Linked DNA regions of Mus musculus: regions 1 and 3 are each linked to region 2. A link is a loop called in an ENCODE intact Hi-C map of the cell type or tissue named here. Cell type or tissue: left cerebral cortex. All regions are shown on one strand.

The links. Peaks named below come from ENCODE experiments on the same cell type or tissue, not always from the same donor. Only the 100,000 strongest peaks of a DNase experiment are listed, where the experiment ranks them.
Region 1: a loop joins it to region 2, with 2.5 times the contacts of the local background. A loop is called at or near these places in 2 of 42 quality-filtered maps.
Region 3: a loop joins it to region 2, with 2.3 times the contacts of the local background. A loop is called at or near these places in 2 of 42 quality-filtered maps.

Annotation. Positions count from the first base shown.
Region 1 is chr6:148,623,189-148,631,188 of GRCm38, forward strand. No RefSeq gene overlaps it. Among named protein-coding and RNA genes, the nearest start is that of Gm6313, 13 kb to the left of the region's middle. In left cerebral cortex, no CTCF peak of the experiment used is centred here; DNase peaks (open chromatin) are centred at 89, 3,548 and 4,213.
Region 2 is chr6:148,435,513-148,443,512 of GRCm38, forward strand. The region is part of intron 1 of Tmtc1 (transmembrane and tetratricopeptide repeat containing 1); the gene reads right to left. Among named protein-coding and RNA genes, the nearest start is that of Tmtc1, 4.8 kb to the right of the region's middle. In left cerebral cortex, a CTCF peak has its summit at 4,321 (motif pointing right); DNase peaks (open chromatin) are centred at 6,590, 7,277, 7,513, 7,633 and 1 more place; H3K4me3 peaks cover 2,065 bases; H3K27ac peaks cover 1,568 bases.
Region 3 is chr6:148,610,916-148,618,915 of GRCm38, forward strand. Gm6313 (predicted gene 6313) reads right to left here and starts at 3,394. Exons shown (of 3, transcript NR_045867.1): 1 at 3,299-3,394. In left cerebral cortex, no CTCF peak of the experiment used is centred here; DNase peaks (open chromatin) are centred at 4,741, 5,123 and 5,396.

The DNA of each region.
Region 1 (8,000 bases), 190 kb after region 2:
ACTGTATTTAAGTTTTTAAAAGTCACTACACACACTAATTTAGTGACTATGAGTCATTGCTTCTCCGGAGATAGGAGGCTAAGCTCTTGCAGTTCTCTGATCACAACATCACCAACTGCTGTATGTTTCTGCCACCTAACAGCATACACTTATCACAAACAATTGATTGCACAGACTTTGGATGATTTTAAACCAGGAGCTTTGGAGTACATTTGTGCTCCATGGCATCATAACACAAGTCAGTCTCCCATACTCCAAAAAACCACTCCTCTAAGAAACCCTTCATCATCACCCTTGTCAGGTCCTTTTGGAAATTTTCTACAGATTTCTGATTTGCAGAATCTTACTTGGCTTCCAGTGTCACACATATCATATGGCACAGCTAGTATGGGGGGGGGGTGTGTGAGTCAGCCAGTACTGGCCCAGGAGCTAATGACCAACTGACAGACCCTGGGTCACATGGCTGAACTTGGACTTCCTTTGTTTTCATCCTTGAAGCATCCCATGATGCTTATTTCAAATTCAACCACATTTAAAATATTTTCCATAGCCCCATCATAACTTGAAGGTGTCATGTTTTTAATTTCCTGGTGGTTTACTGTATGGAATAGTGAATTTCTTCTACCTATAGGGAGAGGAAATGTATTATATCATTGACTCATTAATATTCCTAATGATGGCTCTCTAGCAAATGGATTTTCCCAGAAGGCCCAACATAGCTTAGGTTTAAGAACACCAGAGAGAATTTAGCCTAAGGTTTACCATCCGCTATAGAAACTGAAATATCAAAAATTAAAACAACTTTACAAATGAAAAAGAAGACAATAAAATGCCACTAAGTCACAATAAAACATCACATAGAGAGAGACAGAGAGAGAGAGAGACAGACAGAGAGAAAAAAAGGACTAATAAGTATGAACGTTGAAACGGGAAAGCACAGTGAGCCAGATTGATGTGGTAGCAAGTCTATAATCCCAACAACAAAAGAGGCCGAGGCAGGATTACAATAAACTCAAGGCCACCTTAGGTTACACAGTAAATCCTGTCTCAATATAAATAACAATACTAAGCCGGACAACAGTCATGTCCAACTTCCTCTGCAAACATTTGGGTCAGGCAGGCAGCTCAAGTTTTTCCCAGCTCTACACAAGAGAAATCTAGAAATTCAATGTTTACAACAAAAAATAAAAATGGTGGGCAGCAGGTGAATCACCAAGCATGGAATCTGGGCATCAAGACACTACCCACCCATACATGCAGTGCACATTCATGACTTCGGGGAAATGGGAGAGTATGCTTGTGTGAGTCCTACTGCTCCATTATCAGCTAGCAGTCTGTTGATTATTCCTCAAATACTCTAAGATGCCTGTTGTTGTTTTAATTGAAATTCAGTATTGTATCTAATTAGTAGGTGTTGAATAAATATTTGTGATTCAACTGACAGAAATGTACAAGTTTCATAAAACATCCTGGCATAAAATGTGATGCCAGTGAAGGAGAGCTCTGATGGATAGCTTGTATGTATTCCTCACAAAGTGAGCTCTGCTGAGAGTCACTACTGTCAGAGTGATCCCATGATAGTATGATCTGAAGAGCAGTATTCACTCCTTCTGATGCTAAGATAGGAAAAATTGCCCAGCTCATAAAACTGAAGAGAAAATAAAAAAACTACCCCAAAGGTAACTAGTTTCCTATACACAGAACAATCAGTAGTGTTGATATGCTAAGCTACCTGCAAAGGCTAAAGAGCTAAGGGTCCGTTTAAAAAGATGGACATTTTGAACTGAGGAGGGTAGACAGGTCTTCCAAGGAGCCCGAATCTCAGGGTCACTCTAAAGAAAATGCTTGTGGCAAACATTGATCCTTGTTTTGAGGATGTTTAGAAAAGGCTCTGGTGGTTTGGTGAAAACATAAACTTTTTTTAAAAAAAAAACTTCTCCACAATATGGGCACAGACTAACAATTAATCTGATGTTAAAGTGAGAGCACACACACAAAAAATGAGAACTGGAACTCTCTGAGTAACTACAAGTAAATGAGATGCAGTAAATAGCATTATGGTTCATATGTTTCAATTAATATAAAATCACCAAAAATTATAATTATCTAGAGTCAAATGAAAATTTTTCTACATGTAGATGAATTTACCTAAGAAAACAAGAATTTTCTTGGGTAATTTAAAGAAGAATTGACTAAGAAAATTCTCACAAGATAATATGTTTTAAAAGATGTTGGGTGTATTACCTACTTCTCAAACCCTGGTGACAAATGTCTGACAGAAGCTACTTCAGAGAGAGTTTGTTTTGGTCCATGGTGGTAAGTCTATCATGGTAGCGAAGCCATGACAGTGAAGCAGCCAACATGACATCTCCATGGAGCACAGAGGAACAAATGTCAGTGCTAATCTCACTTCTTTCTCCTTTCCTTTACACTCTGTCCAAAACCCCAGTCTATGTGATGGTACCCCACCCCACATTCAGGGTCGATCTTTCCTCTTCAGTTAAACATCTCTGGAAATATCCTACCCAGAGGCATGTCTACCAGGTGATACCAAATCAAGTTGACAATGAACACAAACAATCATATTGTGATATAAATACATTTACCTCACAGAGTAAAAGAAGATGAGAGGGGTGGAGACAAGCTTGAGAAACAGTTTATATATGACATGTAAAGCAAAAGACTGATGAAGAGCATCCAGAAGAGCTTGTGGGACATAATAGAAGAACTGCAAGCCCAACATAGGAGTGCCCAGCCAGAATCTCTGCACTTAGACGCTGAAGCAGGAGATTTCTGCAAGTTCAAGGCCAACTTGGGCTACATTAAGAAATCCTGTTTCAAGATAATCAACAAGAAATAGAAAGACTAGGAGGAAGAGAGAGAGGAAAAGGCCTCTATTTTGGTTCCCCAAGTATGTGCCTTTTTGTATTCTGTCCCATAATGAATCAGGGAGAGCATGTGTGACTAGCAGACCTGATGGTTGTGACTTTCAAGGCTGAACATAAAGGAAACCACCACCTGCCCAGCTCCCTGCAGGAGAGCCAGCTGCAGTGCTGTAGTTCACAGAGACCGGTATACACACTGTTTTCCTGTAGGGACAGGGAAAAGAATTGCAAGTGTCTAAAGTCATTCTTCCAGAGCAAGAGGAGTGCTTATGTTATTTATATTGCTTTTCTCCCCCCTCTTTTATGATGGGATTTAGCCAATGGAAGAATGATTTCCTTTTTTTTTTTTTTTTTTTTGGAACAGAATATTCTAGGGTAAAGAATTTAAAAGAAATGTATAAATATAAAATATAGGATTTGGGGACATTTCGTTTCAAACAGGAGGCATACTAGGCCACATTTACCCTTTCCTCTTACTTGAATTAGCTGCCTTTCTTTGTAAGAAAGCTTATACACAGCAGTTCACCACCATAAACCTCTGTAGTAAAATATCACTTTACCTACATTGAACGCTTGTGCAGACATGCATCTACTTTTAAAATCCTGGCCAAAAGCCTGTAAAGTAATTATAACCTTGAAAAAGATCCAACCCTCACAAATGTTACACATAAATTTTTTTTCCAGAGGAACAGAATGATCTAACAACAACAAAAAAATCCATAAGCTATCAGGACCAAGCTTTAATTCCATCAGTGAGCTGGCACCTTATAATCCAAAAAGAAAAAAAAAAAGTGCATGAAGCAGGGGAAGTGGAGAGAAATAAAGTTCCCATTTGGCTCCTGGGTTTAATGGAGCTCCTGGAAGTTGCTAAGCCCAAGGCCCTGCACCTTGATGCTCACTATTCTCCAGCACAAAGATGACAGAGGTGAGATCACAGCAAATTATCAGTGTGTGTCAGATAGGGACCAAATCCACTCAGGATATGGAAAACAGACCAAAACAATGCTCTCCACACTGCTTTGATAGGTACTTTTCTGGTTGCAATAACAAAACACTTGACCTATAAAGCTTAAGGAAGAGCTTGTTTTGTCTTGTTTCTGTGGGGAAAGCATGGCACCAGGAACAGGAGGGCTGTTGCCACAGTCATGAGGCAGAGCAAGATGAACAATGCTACTCAGCTGGCTTTGTCCTTTCTATTCCATTCAGCACTCCAACTCACAGGACAGTGCCACTCACACTCAGACTGGCTGTCCTTCTCCAGTCAAACCTTTGGAAATTTCCTCACACTCAGAGTTGTGCTCCCCCAGCAAGTCTAAATCCTGTCAGTGTGGTGGAGAATTAGTCATCACAGATACTGAACATCTGGTGTTAAGGGCTCAGTCTCACAAATGTAAGGCTCTGACAACATAGTGAGACCCAGGACCAAGTTCACACATCTAAGCCTCTTGCTTTCTCAGTCTGCGATGCTAAGCAAATTATACAACATCTTTGAGCTCTGCCTTCCCAATGGCAAGCATGGCCAGTGACCCTCTTTTGAGGGTGTGTGACAGCTACAGGAGTTACTTTCCTGCCTTAATGCAGACACTCTTTAGTGCTTTTCATCTCAACAGTGATTGAGAGTTGAAAACTTAATCAGAAACTCTTAAAGTTGAAAGATAACGTCATACCCTCTCTAGACTTGAAGTTTATCTGAGACATTATCTCCAATTCCATAAAAACTAGCCAACTCCAAGGAGACTATTGCACAGCAACAATCGTAACATAGCCTATTTCTACACATCACTCCATTAAAACTTAAGCAACACTGCCTCAGAAGGCTGTATTCTCAACTTTGGAGTAGTACATCTTCTTATCGATAAAATTAATGTTTGAGCCTCATACTTGTATCAGCAAGCAATACCACTCCACCATGATGAAAGAAATATAAATGAAGGGAAATCCTTTTATACACCTGTACAGTCTTCAATCATTACACAGTTTCCTTATTTGAGAATTATACCGTTTCTCCCCCATACACGCTTTGATTCTAAAGGGCATGATACCGTAGACATTATCATATCATCTTGAGCAAAGTGACTTCTTGGAATGCAATCTGGTGCTACCCAACACTTGCTACATCACCTAAAACACAGACACTGAGTTTCAGAACTTCCTCAGGAACAAGCCAGAAAGAAAATACTTCAAATGCATCTGCTCATCATCTTGTCCAGGCAAAACAAGAAATCACTTAATCACCTGTTCTAGCTCAGAGTTTGCCAGCTGCTTGGATACAACAGACAGGAGTTAAATCTCAAACCATACAATTATCGGAGCATTACAGATCAGCCAGACACACAAGAATGATGTAGAGGATGCAGGTGGGTGTGTACTCAACAAATAGTCCTTGTTCTCATTTTTTACCAGAAGTGCTACGAAGGAAACATGTTTCCTCCATTCAAGGGAACTCAGATGCATCTTTATCAACATAAATAAGCTGTTATTTCACTCTTAAAATGATCAAGATAAGGAAGGCTGGACTTTGGAAACCAGGCTATGTGTGTTTAATACATGTGTAAGAGCAGGAACATAAGACCTAATTCCTGTATGGTCACCTTGTTTCTAATTGCCTATGTTTAGGAGCAAATGTCTCTTGGAACCAAGTCTCAGACCTCACTGGTCAGTACTCTCTTCAACCAAACACATCCAGCTGTAGGTGTTCAGAAATGATTATAAGAAAGTTTCCATTAATCTTCATGTTCTTTGGAAGAAAATTAGTTTTCAAACCTTAAATCAATTACTAGGTATGAGTGATGGCACAATTTCTCCATCCCATGGGACGAAAAATCAATCATACCAAAAAGGCTCCTGACACCATTCCTTAAATATTAAATTTCTTTCAAGATACAAATGGATATAAAGAACTCGCTTGAGATCATCAATGCAAGCCTCTACAAATATGCATGATTCAAATATGATTTTTGAAACCTTCAGAACTCTTGCTCTGGTTTTCTAAAAGAAAAAATTAGTATCAATATGAAAAATCTTCAATATCTCATTTAAATATCATGTTCGTTCTGACACATAACTTTTTTTTAACATGGGAATCTAAGTCAAAGGCAACCACAACTGTTGTCAAAGACAAGAGTTCTCTTGACACTGACTTCAGGAGGACCAGTTCCAGGCTCCTGTGTCTCCCCATGATTCAGACTGTCACGCTCATTCTCCTGGAAATCATACATCTTCATGCTAATTGTGGTGCACCTTCTACCTGGAACCTTCCCCACCTCCCTTTGAGGCCAGTTTGGTCTACAGACCAAGTTCCAGGACAGCCAGGGCTACACAGAGAAACCTAGAGCCCACAAAACAAACAAACAACAACAACAAAACCAAGTTAGCCACTGTTCGAGATCCTTTGGCCTGTGGCTCACAATGCTGCACTCACTTTTTTCACTATACTTTATACTAGTTTCCCACTACTGTATAAGCAGACATCTAGCCCATGCCAGGTAGCCAGTCTCTTATGTGTGTTCATAACCATGAATGGCAGGAATTGTCTTACACAACTAAGCGATCTTCACAGCCCAGCCCCTGTACTTTGTCTCTCAGAGAAGCCATGCAAAGCTGGGTTGGATGAGCCCAGTCTTCATTCACAAAATAAGGAAAGCCAGTCTTTGAAGAAAAGGGAAATGAAGACCACCTGGACAAAAGGCAAAAAAAAAGTATTTTCAGGTACTAGAGAAGGGACAAAACGAATCAGGTTTTCCACTTGCTAGAAGCTAGTACCCCACACCCACACTTGGGCCCTTTGAGAATTCCTGTATCCTTCCAGTAATCTCCAGTTTTCACTTATGCAACTTTGAAAGCATTTTAGTTTTTAGCAAGGTACTAATATAGCAGAAGTGATAACTAGTTGTGTCTTAGCTCAAAGACACTCCCTCCCAGATCCCATCACCAAGCAGAGCCTCAAAGTTCTCACCTGCCATGGGGGATAAAAACAATGTTTCAAAGAACTGCAGTCTGCAGATTTATAAAAATTTGTAAGAAAACCAGAGAACTGTGGAGGTAGCTTAAACAGAAATACCCTTTTATGGCTGTCATTTTCAAGATTAAAAAACTTGGAACCAGAGAATCTAACCCACTGACCAGAGGTCACACAGGCGGTCACAATCCTGTCCCAACAGATGTGGCCTTCTCTTACCTAAAACATACTTTTAACTCAGAACAAACAGGGAAATACCTACACATGGACACTAGCATGTTGGGGTTTGGTCTGATGATGCTGTGTATTTAAATGTTAAATACTGGCTCCCAAGATCTGCTTGCCCCTGATGAGCAGATCCTCATGTACACCAAGGGATGCTGGGTAAACTTTTCTCCCCAGTTTAAAAATATTGGTTAAATAATGGTGACTGCAGCCAATTGCTGGGAAGAACAGAAAGGCAGTGTTCAAGTTACTGGGCTGGGATCACAGATAAGGACCACGAGGAAGGAGGAGAGAGGAGAAGAAAGGAGGTGAAAAAAGAAAACAGAAAACAGGCGATCTCTATTAGATGAGATGGACCAGGAGCAAGCGCTGAGTAAAATGCCCTGCCCCTCGCTGCCCCCGCCCCAGGACAGACTGCTGGAACAGAAATAACCTGGGGAGATTCAAACAGCAAGTATGTGGGGAGCGCAGCTGGGAACTACCAGTCTAGCAATAGAGAAAATTAGATTAGAGGTAATTCCCCAGTAATTGTGCTAGAGCTAATTTTAAAAAACAACAACAACAACAAAAAACCCATAGGACTTTGCCATGATTATTGGGGGGCTGTCAGGGTCATATTAATAACTAATAGAGTTTATTAAAATCCATTTACTAGCATTTAGGAGAGAGGACAGCATGAGTTATCCTACATCATGAAGGACAATGATAAGGTGGTCCTTAAGGCAGTCTATGCTCTAGTCTCACCATGGTAACTCCTGTATCTTCTGTCTCAAGAATACTAGGCCCTCTTGGCCTCAGTGTTTCTGTGTTCATTTTTTAAGTTATAAATTGGGTGAGTTAGTAAAGAATTGTTGGAGTGAGGAAAACTGTATTGGAGACAAAATTCTGCATAAAAAATTTTAATATTCATATTAACTGAAATGTACACGACC
Region 2 (8,000 bases):
GAAAACTGGGCCGGGCATGGTGGCGCACGCCTTTAATCCCAGTACTTGGGAGGCAGAGGCAGGCGGATTTCTGAGTTCAAGGCTAGCCTGGTCTTCAGAGTGAGTTCCAGGACAGCCAGGGCAACACAGAGAAACCCTGTCTCAAAAAAACCAAAAAACCAAAAAACAAAAAAAAAAAAAAAAAAAAAAGCAAAGACAGAAAACTGGGCTGGAGAGAGTGCCCAGTGGGTAAGAGCACTCTCTGCTTTTCCAGAGGACCTGAGTTTGGTTCCCTTCAGGCAACTTACAATTTATCCATCACTCCAGCTCCAAAGACATCTGACAACCTCTACAGGCTCTGCACTCCAGTACATATGTAGATAGACAGACAGACACACACACAGAAAAAAAATGTAAAGACAGAAACCAAGAGGCTTCCCATGCAGAGCACAGCTCCACCTTTAATTTTTCAGCTCTGCAAGTAAGGCAAAGCTCTACGTGTTATAGACAGTTCTCAGAACACTGAAACCAGGAGCAAAAATGATGTCAGCAGTCGGGGTATGGAGGGTTTGGATAAGGGCAGTCTTTCAAATGGTCCATGTGTTGAGTGTTTGGTTCCTAGAAGGCGGATCAAACCAGTGCTACCCTGGGGGAAAGGGCAAATGATGTATGATAAGTGTTCACGCCATGAGGGCTCTGACCTAAGCAGAAACTATCCAGTGTTAGACTAGTAATTTGCTAGTGTTACAGGAAGGTGGAGTCTAGCTGGAGAAATAGATCACAGGGCAGGGGGCTCTTGGGGGCTTTATCTGGCCCCCATGATCTTCTCTGTCTCATTCTATACTTCCTGCTGCATGAGGTGGCAGCTCTGCCCTGTTATACCCTTCTGTCATGATGATGCTCTGCTTCACCTAGGCCCAGAAACCATGGAGCCAGGCAATCACACACTAGAACTGTGAGCTAAAATATGACGTACCTCTCTCCCTGCCTCCCTTCCTCCCTCCCTCCTTTTCATCCTCGCTTAACTAATCTCACATATTCTGTCACAGTGCTGAAAAGGTGACTAACAGACCAGCATAAGAAAGTGAAAGTGAAAACAGGGAGCGGGTGCAGATCAGGAGTCCTGGGCATGCCTCTGTGACAAAGTGATGTCTGAGCAGACCCTGAAAGCACAGAGAAAGCTGGCCCTGCCCAGCATGGGGAAGGGCTTTCTAGAAGACAGCTCACTGCAGAGGCCCTCAGCAGCAGTCTGCTCTGTAAAGGAACAAGGGTTCCAGGGTGCTGGGTGGAGACGACAGCTTAGACCACAGGGTAGAGTCCAGGACTTTGCAGGCAGAAGCCACGTCTTATCAGTGAGAGGGACACACTACCATTCTTTTGGTGTGACCAAGCATTCCTCAGTCCTCAAAAAGAGGAATGACTGACTACACGCAAACCTGGAAAAAGTAAGAGTGTGGCTGCAAAGAAAATAGAAGGATATTTGTCGATAAAAACAGATTACTTTTGAAGGCATTCCCTGATTTGCTTTGGGGACAAACTTGTAAATCCTCCCCCACCCCTCAATTTAGTACTCTGTTCCTGGCTTCCTATACAACCAGACTGAGGTCTCAACTTCACCCTGTGACATGATCACAGTCTCTACCTCCAGGGCTTTTTTTGTAGTATAGAAATTTTCAAAGTTTGGGGTTTCTTTCTTCCTTCCTTCCTTCCTTCCTTCCTTCCTTTCTTTCTTTCTTTCTTTCTTTCTTTCTTTCTTTCTTTCTTTCTTTCTTTCTTTCTTTCTTTCTTTCTTGGTTCTTTGTGAATTTCCCATCATGCATCCCAATCCCACTCATCTCCCTGTCTTTTCGTACCTGCCCTCCACCCTTGCAACCTCCCCTTCGAAGAAAAAAGAAATCTCCTTGTGGAAGCTGTAATGTGTGACAGTGTGTCCCAAAATACCCTTTGTCAACACATCTTCACTTGCAAATGTTCATCGCAATGAGTCATGGGTCTGGTTTGAGACCTCTGGCTCCTGCTACACCATCAATCCTGGATCCTCTAAGATATCCTGTTGCTGCTGTCTTGTGTCATGAAGATCCTGCAGCTTTGGATCTGCAGGAACCAGCTCTTTTACATGCTTTAGTCCTTAACAGATGGGGTAGGCCAGCTCAAAGCCCTGGATTTGGGGCTAGGTGGCAGCTGAGTTGGTCAGCCCACCAGCTTTCCTGCATCCACACCACCAGGGTGAGCTCTCCAAGCACTGCCTTAGCTAGCTCACCCAACACCACAGCTGGCAAAGGGTAGAGCCAACTCTCCTGCTCTCATGCCATAGGGGGCAAGCTCACCGAAGATCACTTTAGCAGGGTCAACTATATTGTGCTGCCCAAGCAAGGTACAGGGCCTGCTCTCCCAAGTGCTGCAGACAGAGGGGCTGGACCAGCTCTCCCACTCTCATGACTTCAGGGCAGGGTGGTTTTGTTTGTTCTCTAATGTCATTTCCCTCCTGCCCCACTAGAGTTTTTACTGCCTTCAATCCTTTTTTTTACTTGTCTATGTCTCCATCAGAGAACACCCACCCTGGGTACCTTAATCAAACATCCCAGGCCATCTTCACTTATTGTCTAGAATAGGACAGAGAGCAGTTGTCACCCCTGCAGAGACAGACTGCCTGACAACAAGACCTCAAAGAGGTCAGATCAGTAGGAGTAGACACAAGATGAACATTTCACGGTCCTTGGGTGTAGGTGATGATAGCTAATGCTTGCACATTCTCAGAGTTGGCAGAATGCTACGGCTACTAAGATGCAAACTACTGGTAAAATCTGTCATTATCAGGCATTAAAGCATTGCAGGTCCCCACAACACACATATTAACATATTCTATTTTTTAGCTCTGACATTTAAGCCACCCACTTCACTCTTATGATTTATGTTAGTATCAGGAGTGTTCAGTAAAACTTTACAGCAAACAATGATCTAATAGCCTAAACATGGAAAGAAAAACCATGAGTTTAAGGTCCTGTAATTAGCCTTAGCTTCCCCATCTTCAGTGCTGAAGACTATAGTCTCTTCAGGCAGGTTCCATTCACTGACTTAATGGAAATTTCCACAGGAACTTCTTCCCAAGAGGATAAAATGAAAACACTAAGTACCTTTTAAATCAATCAAAGCAATTTTTCAAGGGGTGTTATGGGCACTGTGGCCTTCTGTTCTGTCAGTTTAGTATCTACAGAAACGTTTAATGCATCCCTCCTGATTTCAGAGGTAGTGACCAGGGTGGGGAAATGACATTATGTCCTTCACAGGAAAATGGACGCAACTGCAGATCAGAAAAATCAACTATCAGATGTTTCCTCTCACAGGTAGAACTTGGAGTTTATAGATATAACACACACACACACACACACACACACACACACACACACACACATGGCATGCAGGTGAGCCCAGAGAAGAGGTAAGGGGGCAGCTAAGACAAAGGGGAGGAGGGGAGGATATGGGCTGGGATACAGTGTCAGTACAGGATACACTCGAGTGAAAACAGTCTTTGTGAAGACCTCCGACCCCAGTTATGTACACTGAATAAACACCAATAAAAAAGAAATTAAGGGTAAAAACAGAAGCAGAATCAAAAGTGTGTGAGGTCTGTGGAGAAGGAAAACACTCTTTGTTTCTCCTTTACTTCCGTCTAAAAATATTCCTGCACGTCCTTGCTCAGGAGCGTTTAAGACTGGGCAAGAGGGCTGATGAACTAGCACCACAGATACCACATGCCAGAATATCTTGGTACTGGCACCCTCAGCAACTGAAAAGGAGCTGAGGGAGTCAGCAGGCCTGTAACCCGAGCTAGTGATGTCACCTCCAGGAGTAGTCAGCACTTCATATTTAATCTGCATGAGACCCCACAGCCTGAAAACCTGCACCAACCTTCTCTGCCTGACCATGGCCACTCCACTCCTTTGGTCACTGTCAGTTAGAGTGGCCAACTCTTCTACAGTAAATGAGGTGTGAAACCCCCCAGGGTCTCTGGGGCCAGCCCTAGCACCCTGGGAAGAGCCACCCTGGGAAGGGCGTTCTAGAAACAGTCTCAATGTTGATAGCTAAAGTGAAGAGTACAATCCTGTCACAACTTGTTTCCCTGCTCTGGTCCTTGAAATTGTTATGATCTGGTAAACTTTTCCTCAGTCAACTTAACCCTTTATGTGAGAAACATGATCAGGCTGTTTACTAAGCAGGTGCCACTGTTATTCTTTATACAGAGCATTTGTCCAGACAAAAGAATTATGTATCACTTGATTATGTTTGTTCTTTTTTAAAAAGGGTTTATTAACTTATTTTACTTATATGAGTATACTGTAGCTATCTTTAGAGACACCAGAGGGCATCAGATGTTTTTGAGCCACTATGTGGTTGCTGGGAATTGAACTCAGGACCTCTAGAAGAGCAGTCAGAGCTCTTAACTGCTGAGCCAGCTCTCCAGATCAATTATGTTTGTTCTTAAGGGGGTTACTACCTCCCATGCAATATGTGACACACAGTCAATGTATCAAGGATATAAACTTACTTTTATTAAGAAAAGTTTTTAAAATTTGATTTGGGGTTCTATGAGAACAAAAATATAAGGTACAAAAATAGAGAAAGTGGATAAACTACGGGACATCTATACAGTGGAATACCACTCAGAAGTGAAAAGGAATTAACTCTTCATTGCACACAAACATCTGAATAAGGCTCCAAAGAAATGCTGAGAGAAAGAGAGAGAGAGAAACCAACCTCAATAAAGTATGTATGAAACAATTCTGCTATGATAAAACTATAGAGATGGAGAATTCGTGGTCGTCTTGGGTCAAGTGGGAGTTTTATTGATTAGGTGTTAGATCTTAGGCGCATGGCTACAGTGAGGAAGTATATCATCCACAAGATGGAAGTGCTCTAGGCATTGTGACTGTAGTAGAATCTCAGAAATTGATGCCTGTCATGAAACTGCAGAGAACTAAATATACACCAAGATAAATAAAATATGCATTCAAAAGCTGATGAAATTTAGGGGATGGGGTATCTCATAGAAATGTTAATTTCCTAGCACCCAGGACCATTTAGCCCAGAGGTGGAAACACGAATGGGCTGCATACTCCCACATCAATCACTGATTAAGAAAATGCCTTTCAGGCTTGCCTACTGCCTGATACTATGGAGGCCTTTTCTCAATTAAAGTCATCTCCCTCACAGATGACTCTAATTTGTTTCAAGTTGACATAAAAACTAACCAGGACACTAGGCCAATGCTTGATGCATACCAAATAAAATAGTTTTCCATCCCTTCTTGCAGGTTCAAATTATGCAGATCTAACTAGGCGTGGTGGCTCACTGAATGTGTAATCTCAGCATTTAGGAGGCTGAGGCAGGATTATGATCAGTAAAGAGCTAGCCTGGACTACATAGTGAATCCCAAGCCAGCCCGAGCTATGGAGTGAGAGCATATCTCAAGAAACAAACAACAACAAAGAAGAAGGTAAAAGAAAAGAAAGAAAAACAAACTATTAAAAGTATCTGAAGTCTTCAAGGACCTTGAGCTTCTTGCTGCTGCACTGGACCATGGGGCACACTTCATTTACTATAGATGAGTTGGCCATTCTAACTGAAAGTGACCGAAGGAGCAGAGGGGATTGCGATGCTTTCTCTTCCAGATGAGGTAACTATTCCAAATCACACCCTGTGCTCTGTAGACTCACAGCTCAATTGGCCCATTAAGAAAAAGAGGGGCTGGGCGTGGTGGTGCAGGCCTTTAATCCCAGCACTCAGGAGGCAGAGGCAGGCGGATTTCTGAGTTTGAGGCTAGCCTGGTCTGCAGAGTAAGTTCCAGGACAGCCAGGGCTATACAGAGAAACCCTGTCTACAAAGAAACAAAAACAAACAAATAGAAAAAAGAAAAGAAAAGAAAAAGAGGGGGAGATTCCTCTGTGTCTCTATTTGCTTTCTATTGCTGTGATAAACACAACACACACGTGCACACACACACAATATCTATCTACCTAGGGAGAAAAAGGTTTATTTACCTTACAGGTCTGCACCATAGTCCCATCATTTAGCGAAGTCAAGGCAGGAACCAACATGGTTTGCTCAGCTCAGGAATGACACCACTCACAGTGGGCTGAGCTTACTGGTTTGCTCAGCCCATGAATGACACCACATCAATCATTAATCAGGAAATGCCCACACAAGCTTACCTACCAACCAATTTGATGGGAGCATCGTTTTCTCAACTGAGTTTCCCTCTTCCTAGATGAACCTAGCTTGTGACAAGTTGAAAAAGAAAGAAAGGAAGAAAGAAAGAAACCAAACAACCAAAAAAAAAAAAAAAAAAAAAAAAACCCAAAACCAAAGAGCAACAGTCTTAGACAACTGCACCAGAAACAGGTTGCATATCCTTCCTTTTCCCCATTCTGCCAGCCCTGTTCATTCCCCATCCCCATCCCCATCACTATCCCCAACCCCTCCGCAGGGTGGGGGCAGGGGCGATGAAGTCAAGCTAGTGATAAAAGGTGGAGGTGGATAGCCCCTCCTCCTCTGGCTTGGCAGAGTTCCTATTAGGAACTATTAAAAACACTTGGACAGCCAGCACCTTACACTTACTATGCCCGTCCTCCAGCAGCAGGCATTCAGCCCTGACGCTTTAAATGGAAACTGTTCTCAGGCCAGGGACCAGGGTAGGCTCCAGGGCTGTAAAAAGTCCGCATATGGAGTGCAGTGAGCTTATACACCTTCAAATTAATCAACAGCCTCACCCAGTCCATGAAAACGCCTATCGTCCATCCAGTGTAAAAAGAAGCGTTCCTAGTTTTATGATTTAAAAAAAAGAAAAAAAGCACTTGGGAAATTAAAAGGGCTGAGAAACTCTTCAGCTAAGGCTATCTTTGGGATGAAAACTAACACAACTTTCCAAAGATAAATGTTTATAAAACATCTCCTTGGGAGTCAGATGTGTTATTTTCTCGCCGTCTTTAAAACATTAGTTTATTCGAAAGAATTACGTGAAAGACAGCTGCAGGTTTTCCTTTTCTCTCCAAAGCTCTGGGCCTGAAGGCTCACGCTAACTGTTATTTTGCCAGCTGTCCCCAGAGATCAGTGCCATAAACTATGGTTCCTATGGCAAAGATTTGAAAACGAGTTAATACGGAGCTAATACCCTGTGAGCTGCTGTGTTCTGAACGCACACCAGCTCAAACGCGGAGCAAAGTTACACTGGATGGAGCTCATCGGTTTGGTTCCAACCCGTCCTTTCCCTCAGGATTCAAGCAGATACACCACCCTACAAATGCGTACTCTCAGTCCGGTTCCACTACTTCACACCAGAAATGCTGAGTCATGGTTCCGGGGCTGGGGAAGGGGCTCTCTGCGCCCTTGCACGTTCTCAGTGTGGGTCCCGGAGGCTGGGTGCAGCACCCGGGATGCAGAGGCTGGGGCTGGAAATGCCCGGGTTAGGGAGGCTATTAGCATCCCAGTACGCAAAGCCCGGTGCTCAGAGTAGGGTGCCTGACACCTCTCCCTAGCTCCTACCTGGAACACCCACAGCATAGCAGCTTCAGGAGCATCGTAGGCCACCTGGTCCGGTCCCTTTATTCCTCATCTGCCCAGCAGTACAACCTCCCTGGAGAAGCTGACAACTTGGAGCATCGCCACCCTCTGGAACCCGCTAATCGCGGGTAGGAAAAGCTCCAGCGAGAAGTCTGCCATCCTTGAAGCCCCGGGGGACATAGCAGGCAGAACTCGGTCCCAACTCCGCAGCCAGGAAGCGCGGGAGAACCTAGGTTTAGCTGGGAAGATATAGGGCAGAGCAGAGATCTCCCCGAGTAGCGCGGAGAGTACCCAAAACAGAGCCAGAAGAAAACGATGTAGTGCTTCAGAACCTGAGCAAAGCCTTGAGAACCTTAAGCTGTCCCGGGTAATGACCAGAGGTAGAGCCAGGTGGATTCAGGACTAAGCCTGGAGCAATAGGATCAGAGTCCGACCCGAGAGAACCCAGCCAGAGCAACGAGATC
Region 3 (8,000 bases), 180 kb after region 2:
CTGTCTGTCTGAAAATAAATTTTGAATATTTTTCTGCCACCCCCAAAGAAAAGAGCAATACACACACACACACACACACACACACACACACACTATATATATATCAGCCCAGGAGGTGCATACATAAATAGAACAACCCACTAACAAGAAAAAAATGAACAAAGAATTAAAACACATGAACTGTAGTGAAGAGACAACTCGAGTGACCAATAGCATATCATGAAACATCTCTTTAGAATTCATAGAAAAACAACCAACCCTGCAGTGATGTACCACCATTCCACACCCCTCAGGTTGGCCAGAATTTTGAAGTCTGACAGTACCAAGAATATGGCTCAGTCACAAAATATAATACTGAGGTGGTATTTTGGAAAGTACACATAAATCAAAGAAACCCAAATTTGTTTGGTATTGCTAATGGTGCCTGTCTTAGTTTGGGTTTTACTGCTGTGAACAGAAACCACGACCAAGGTAACTCTTGTAAGAAAAACATTTAATTGGAGCTGGTTTACAGGTTCAGAGGTTCAGTCCATTATCATCAATGTAGGAGCATGGCAGTGTTCAGGTATACATGGGGCTGGAGGAGCTGAGAGTTCCACCTCCTTTTCCAAAGGCAGCTAGCAGAAAACTGGCTTCCAGGAAGCTAGGAGCAAGGTATTAAAGCCCACACCCACATTGACACACATACTTCAACAAGGCTACACCTCCTAATAGTAGCATTCCCTGGGCCAAGCATGTATAAACCATCACAGTGCCTATGACCCAGAGATGTCAATCCTAGAACTAGTCATTAGTAAGCCTTGCAGCCCTCCAGCAATAGGCACAGAGAAGTTCACAGCAGGATTACCTGTAACAGACCAGTAGAAAACCAGATGTCTACCCCATGATTATAGCACAGTGTATATTTAATTTGTGATCCTATAATGAAAATGGCCATTTGGTTTTGGGCAAAACAAAGGCCCCAGATGAACATCAAAAACAAAGGTGAGTGAAAAGGTAACTTAAATTATTAACAGAACAGCTTTTCAGTCAATTTAAATTTCAATGCATTGAAAGATCACAATACATCCTTAGGGTCACAATCATATCTGTTAAAATCATAAAAAGAGGACACTAAATATAAAATTTAAGATAATGGTATTTTTGAGAAAGAAACAGAATTGGGTGGAATACAGTGCAGAGGTATTTGTTGAATCCATTCCAAACCCTGTAAAACTTACCAAGGGTTTTCTTATACATTTAATACTTTAAAGTTAGTTATTTTATTAAAGATACCACACTCGGATAAATGTCAAGATGTTATAAAATGCTGACTTTGCTCCTAATCTTAACTATTTGGATACTCTGTGAAAGGCAGTTGTATATTTTATTTCCATGCCAAGACTCACAATTCAAGGCCTTGTACATACTAGGCAAGCACTCTGCCACTAAGTCCAAGTTTCATACTTTGTTTAAAAGATAGTCACTGGGATAGAGAAAGGTCTTGGGGTTTAAGAGCCTGTTCTGCTCTTGCTGAAGACCTTAATGTGGTTCCCACCACCCCCTTCAGACAGCTCAGAGTCACCTGTGAACGTCCAGCTCTAGGGGATATGGCACCTTGGCTTCCATGGGCATTTGCATACACATAATTAAAAATAAGATAAACCTTTTTTAAATATATTAATTTTATTATAAAAAGATTGTATCCCTGTATATTTTAAGTTTTCTGAAATACACCAAGACAGATTTTAGAGGTAACAAGCAAAATATATGGGCTCAATTTTTTAAAATAAATATTCAAATTCAAAAGGCATTCATGTTTTCAAACATACAAATGATATCTCCAAGAAAGAGTTATGAGTGCAAATACCAGGCTGTCCAGCAGAAAGACACAAGCCTCACTATACCCCATACCATTTATAAGAACCAAGATGTCCCAACCCAGCTCAGAACCCACAGCCCGACCAAGCTGTCAAGTGCTGGGAGAAATAAAGAGGAAGCCCAAACACTATGTTTTGGTTCCCCTGACTCTACTACAGAAGAGCACCTTGTGTGTATCAGGAAACATCACTTAAGTCTACCAGGCTGCAGCTGCCAATGCCTGAATGCTAGGGCTGCCGGGAAACATGGGTGGAGCAAAAGAAGGGTAGGTTAAAAGGGGAGAAACAAACACCCTATTATGAGAAATCACCTCAGATTTCTCGTCTCTGCCTGTTCAGTAGATGCTTGGGTTAATTCAAAAGCAATTAACCAAAAAGCTTTATCAGGGGCCTACAGGACATGTAAATATAATAGTAGCTCTGTGAGTTACAAAGATCCCATCAGCTAAGAAAACCTGAAGACATGCTTCCTGGCTTATGGGTCTTTAGGTTACTTATCCAAGACGGAGAGTGGACAGAGTCAGACAGACTGTTTCTCACATTGGCTGGCTTGCTTTCTTTCCTTTCTTTCTTTCCTTTCTTTCTTCTTTCTTTCTTCCTTTTTTTCTTTCAATCATTAACCCTTTAACATCCCTCATCAGCTTTATAACAATTTCTGGTACCCTGTACCTCAAGTCCTTAACAATCCTAAAAGTTTCATTCCTGTTCAAAGTACCCAACACAGAAATCAAGAAGAGTATAGGAATCATTGTTTCTACTTGGAAAGTAAAAGATTACTGTGTCCAAAGATCTTCATGACTCACAACTAGCCTTGAGTAAAGTTAAGAGCTAATGCCAAGCCAGGTGTGGTGGCGCATGCCTTTAATCCCAGCACTCGGGAGGCAGAGGCAGGCAGATTTCTGAGTTCAAGGCTAGCCTGGTCTACAAAGTGAGTTCCAGGATAGCCAGGGCTATACAGAGAAAACCTGTCTCGAAAAACTAATAATAATAATAATAATAATAATAATAATAATAAAATAAAAGAGCTAATGCCATTCATAAACATGGTACATGACATCAAGCCACCTTCTCTGTGGTCTTCTGGGAAGTTCTACTGGGCCAGCACGGCTATAACATTGCAATGCTGAGCATTGTCAAATGCAATTAAAAAGAAAAGGTCAAAATACAGCAAGAAAATCTTGTTACATCCCATACATGGGAGTTGAGCAGCCAAAATAATGTGTTGTAGAGCTTATTTATACCAGGCATGATACAAATAAATAAATAAAGGGAACCAGCACAGAGAGACCCATCAATACCCAATTATACTGATCAGTACATGCAAACCTGTGGTTTGCAATGTAGATGCATGTTGCAGTATATTTGACCACACTGTGACCCCTGATATTGCATTATTTACTGTTGATTCCCAGCACCCACTCAAGACAAATCAGACTCACCTGTAATTCCATCTGTGCCTAGTTTCATGACTCAGTCCTAGCACACACCTTTAATCAAAGAGCTTTCTGTTAATTGTAAACAGCATTAAACAAAGTCAACCATAGGTTAAGAGGTAGAGCAAGCAACCAGTTGACAGGAAGTAAACATGGGAAAAATCAGAGAGTAAAAGGAAGTCAGGAGGATGGGTAGAGAGGCACACAGGAAGTAGAAGGGAAGGACATTCAGTTTGAGGTGTTTTGAGACTCATGGAGGAGAGCTTCCTTTTGGGACATCAGCTATGAAGGAAGGCCAGCTGTGTGTTTTCTCTGCTTCTCTGAGCTAGCAGGCTTTCACCCCAGCATCTGGCTAAACCAAACAATTGAGATTTTATTTTTAAAAAACAACAACAACAAACAAACAGCAGATGCAAATCCATGGGTTGCAGAAACAGAGCTCTAAATGCTTACTGATCCAGGGAACCATCAGAGTAATCCTTTGGGAGGCTTAGTCATAAGGTGATTTATCAGTCTCTATAGAGCCTCACAACTATTAACAGAGCAATTTGAGAATTAAGAGTTTTCAGAACTGACCAGCCACACATGGCATGGGTTTGTTAATCTAATTGTAGTGGGGGGTGGGGGTTGTCAAGATGCTAGAGGAGTCTTTATAATAAAATTTGGGGTTAAAATTCCAAGTCACAAAGTAAATGGCAGCACATGTCACCATGAGCATCAGGCTCTGCTTCTAGGCCCAGTGACCTACTCAGCTGTGACAGGGCATGAGAATCAAGGGGATGCCAGAAATGCCTGGAATTCGAAAGGACACAGCTGGTAGCATGGTGACTTTGTCAGTCACAGGTTCCAGGGTGGGCACCTGAGCCCAGCAGGAGGGAATGAGGAGGCTGAGCAAGGTAACTTTCCTCCCTGCAACCTGCTAAATAGACATGCTCAGGGAAACTGCAACAGAAACAGTGATAAGGTGAGGATTGGAGGGTGCAGTGTTTGCAGATTAGATGCATCCTAAGCACTATCCACTGCTCATGACCAACATCAAAGAAGTGTTGGTACAAACTGGACATTCTAAGGCATGGAGTCTCCTCTTCTGAGCCTGCACCGACCTCCCTTCTATAGCCCTAGGACCTTGTTTCATCCATGCAGTGCAGTGCAGTCACAGCTGACAGGAAAGTAGACTCTGAGACCATATCAGGATATTTCTAAAAACTTTGGGGACCCCCAAATTGTGTGTATATGTTACAGGGGAAATCTGAGTTATTTTTTTTTCTTTGCAGGGATTGGGAAACATAATCTCATTTGCAAAAGAATTTTAAAACAGACTTAGTAAGACTCTCAAGAGCAATTTTTTTTTTTTTTTTTTTTTAGCATTTGAGAGAAACGCCAGGCAGACCAGCTGTCAGTCTTGGCAGTAGCCAGGAAAGATACAGGAAAGAGGAAGGAAGAGACAAGACTTTGAAAAGCAGAGTCTGGGGGGGGGGGGGGGGGTCAGTGAGCAGCTACATGGCAGACAAGCTGCTGAACAGCAGAAGGGAGGGATTTCAGAGGAAAGAAGAGAGTCAGGGGAAGCATGCTCAGCCTTTGTCCGGTGTCAGGAAGAAAAGGCGAATAAAGGAAGGAAAAGCAAAAGTTGTGCTTTTCTGGGTCCCTCTGGAAATCAGTCAAACTGTTGTTTTACGAGACGGGAAAACTCAGCAAGTAACTGCCCTGGGGAGGGGTTTCTGGGAAGAGTAAGTACATTATCTCATTAAGGAGATAACGTTTCCTCCTCTCTCCTTAGCATGGCTTTAAGTAAATCAGCTTCCCCAGGGATGGACTTCAAGCTAGGTGAATGACAGCCCTCAGCTGGATTAACTCTTACAGGAGGAGATAACAGGACGTAATGTTCTCATCTTTGGAGCAGATAAGAATGTCCAAGGCCAGAAGTAGATTTCATTAGGGAGGGGTCCATCCTCTAAGCTCTCTGGGGCTCCTAATCTCCATCTAGCTACCTAACAAGGACATGTGAACTGCCGTTGTAAACACCATGCTTAGAGATGCCCGCAAACCAGAAGGCTGTCAAGCTCTGCCTCATACCAGTTCCACTTCTTCCAACCCAGCAACACCAATTCTCAGGGACACTTCACTATTCTGGGCCTTCTGCTTCCTAGCAGGGTGACTCTAAGAAAATTCTCTAAACTCTCAAATCCTCCTACTAATCCTTTAAAACGTCTGCCTCACCAGGTCCCAGAGGAATTAAATCATGTGTAAAGTGCTTGCTCTGATGGCTTACATAAAGTGAATTCTCTTGTTTTAGCAATTATTATCTCAATGTCATTTTTTACTGTGATGACTTAAACAGGGAAGGGGGTTTCAAAAAAGTAAGATACCAATAATAAGCTTCTTCATTGATATGTGTTTACATAAATTATTAATTTAAATATTTAAATTATGAATTTAATTGTGTTCAGCTTTTGGGACTTGGTTAAGTGACTTTCCTGCAACTTCTATAAAAGGACCCCCTGTTGTGCCCTTGCTTTCTTCAAGACTTATAGCTCATCATAATACCAACAGGTTGTAAACTACACCATAGGTCAATTAATGATATTTCACACACACACACACACACACACACACACACACACATACACACACTTCTTATGGACACATATTTACCAAGCCACAATTTCACCCAACTCACAAAAATTAGAACTAGATATCTATAAACTAGGCTTAATTTTGCAAACAGAAAATCTAGATAAAGCTATGTTAACTTTTGGGTTATTTCATAACATAATTTTTATTTATGTTTTTCTTTTTCTTAATTAATTACATAAGCTTGGAAAAAGTAAAAATCATTTTTAATTTCATGCAGGCAATATGTTTACAATATTTAACACACTTAGCCCTAAATACTGAACTGTTTGCAAATACACTCCATTCTCCTCAGATGATGGGTTTCACTCACTGCCCTTTCTGCCTAAGTGTTCCTACCCAACATCTGAAACCTACCAGGGGCATTTACCACTTGCTACAGGGGAGGGCTCACACATGGGCACCTATGTTCAATTTTAAAAGGTCTGCTCCTGGTTGGAGTTGGCACTGGGTGAAGGATGGGAAGGGAGGTCTTTGGGACAGGACTGAGTGATGCTACAGCTGAGCTCTTACAAGTGAATAACCGCTAAATTGCAACTTTGAAACAAGGAGTTGTTGCTCTTCTCTAATGGGCTGAAAGAAGCTTTGTGAGGAAGTTATTGTTTCATCCTTACCTGCTTGGTGACAGAGCGCTGAGGTGTTCACCTGCTGCATCAGAGCAGAACCCATCAACGTTGTCTGAAACTGCTATTCTGTGAAACCGTTCATACCAAATAGAGCTGTCAGTACCTAATTTTCTCATCAGGAAAACACTTCCTTCAAAATTCAGGAATGCTTCTGATAAATCCCCCTGGCTCTTCTTCCTCTGAGTTAGTGTTTGTCTATCTTCAGAGCCATGTGGAACATCACATTCCTCTTTCCATGTGGATGGAGCCTGGAGAACCGTCTGTTACCCAATCTTCCTGTAAGATGGGACTGACCACGTGTGGGCAGGACACCAGATCTGAATTTTCTGGGTGTCTTGTTTGTCTTCCAGGTGTTTCCTCTGCTCTTCTTTGCTATCTATCCCAAAGCCTGTACTCTACAGCACACTAAGTATAGAATCCTCTAACCTATAATCTGCAGTCTCTACAGTATACTAACTGTGGAATACTCTAACCTAACCACACACATGCCCTCTAGGTAGCAGCTCAGTTTCACTGTGGGGCTTTGACAAACAGTGGTATATTCCCTGCTTTTCTCATGGCTATGACCAAATACCTACCTGACAAGAGGCAATTTAAGGAGGGAACATTTTCTTTTGATTCATGGTTTGAATATTCACAGTCCATTGTGGCAGGAAAAGTGTGGTGGTTGAATGAGAAATGTCCCATGAAGGCTCATGTGTTTAAACACTTGGTCCCGACTTTGTGCTGATGTGTCAAGAGGTTATGAGACCTTTAGCATAGTAGCCTTGCTAGAAGTACATCATTGGGGCAGGCTTTGAGAGTTTAAAGTTTTACCTCACTTATAGTTCTCACTCTCTGATGTGTGTATGTAGCTGAGATGTGATCTCTTGGCTTCCTGCTTCAGATCCCTCATGTCACCAAGCCTCCCCCCACCTCATGAAACTGTGAGCCAAGAAAGACTTCTCTTTTAAGATTTTATCTTTACTCATGTGTATGTGTGTCTTATGTGTGTAGGTATTCACAGAAACCAGAAGAGGGTGACAGATCTCCTGGAGATGGAGTAACATTCTGGCACACACAGTGATCTGGCTTCTAATTTGCATAATTAGTTTTCCCCAAAGGCCCATGTGTTCACAGCTTGGCTTCTAAGTTGGCACTGTTGTGAGGTAGAGTCTGGTGGGAGGTCCTAGTTCACCGAGGGCACACTCCTTTAGGGGTTCCTTTCTCTTCCATTCCATGAGGAAGATGGTTCCACTCTACACAGACTTCCACCATGATGGGCCTGCCTTCCCATAGGCTTAAAATGATGACAATCAATTATGGAGATACCTCTGAAATAATGAACACAGATAAATCTTTTCTCTTTAAATTTAACTATCCCAGGTGTTTAAGGAAGGGAAAGTTGGCCAATACACACTCACATACATGCATGCATACACACACACACACACACACACACACTCTCTCTC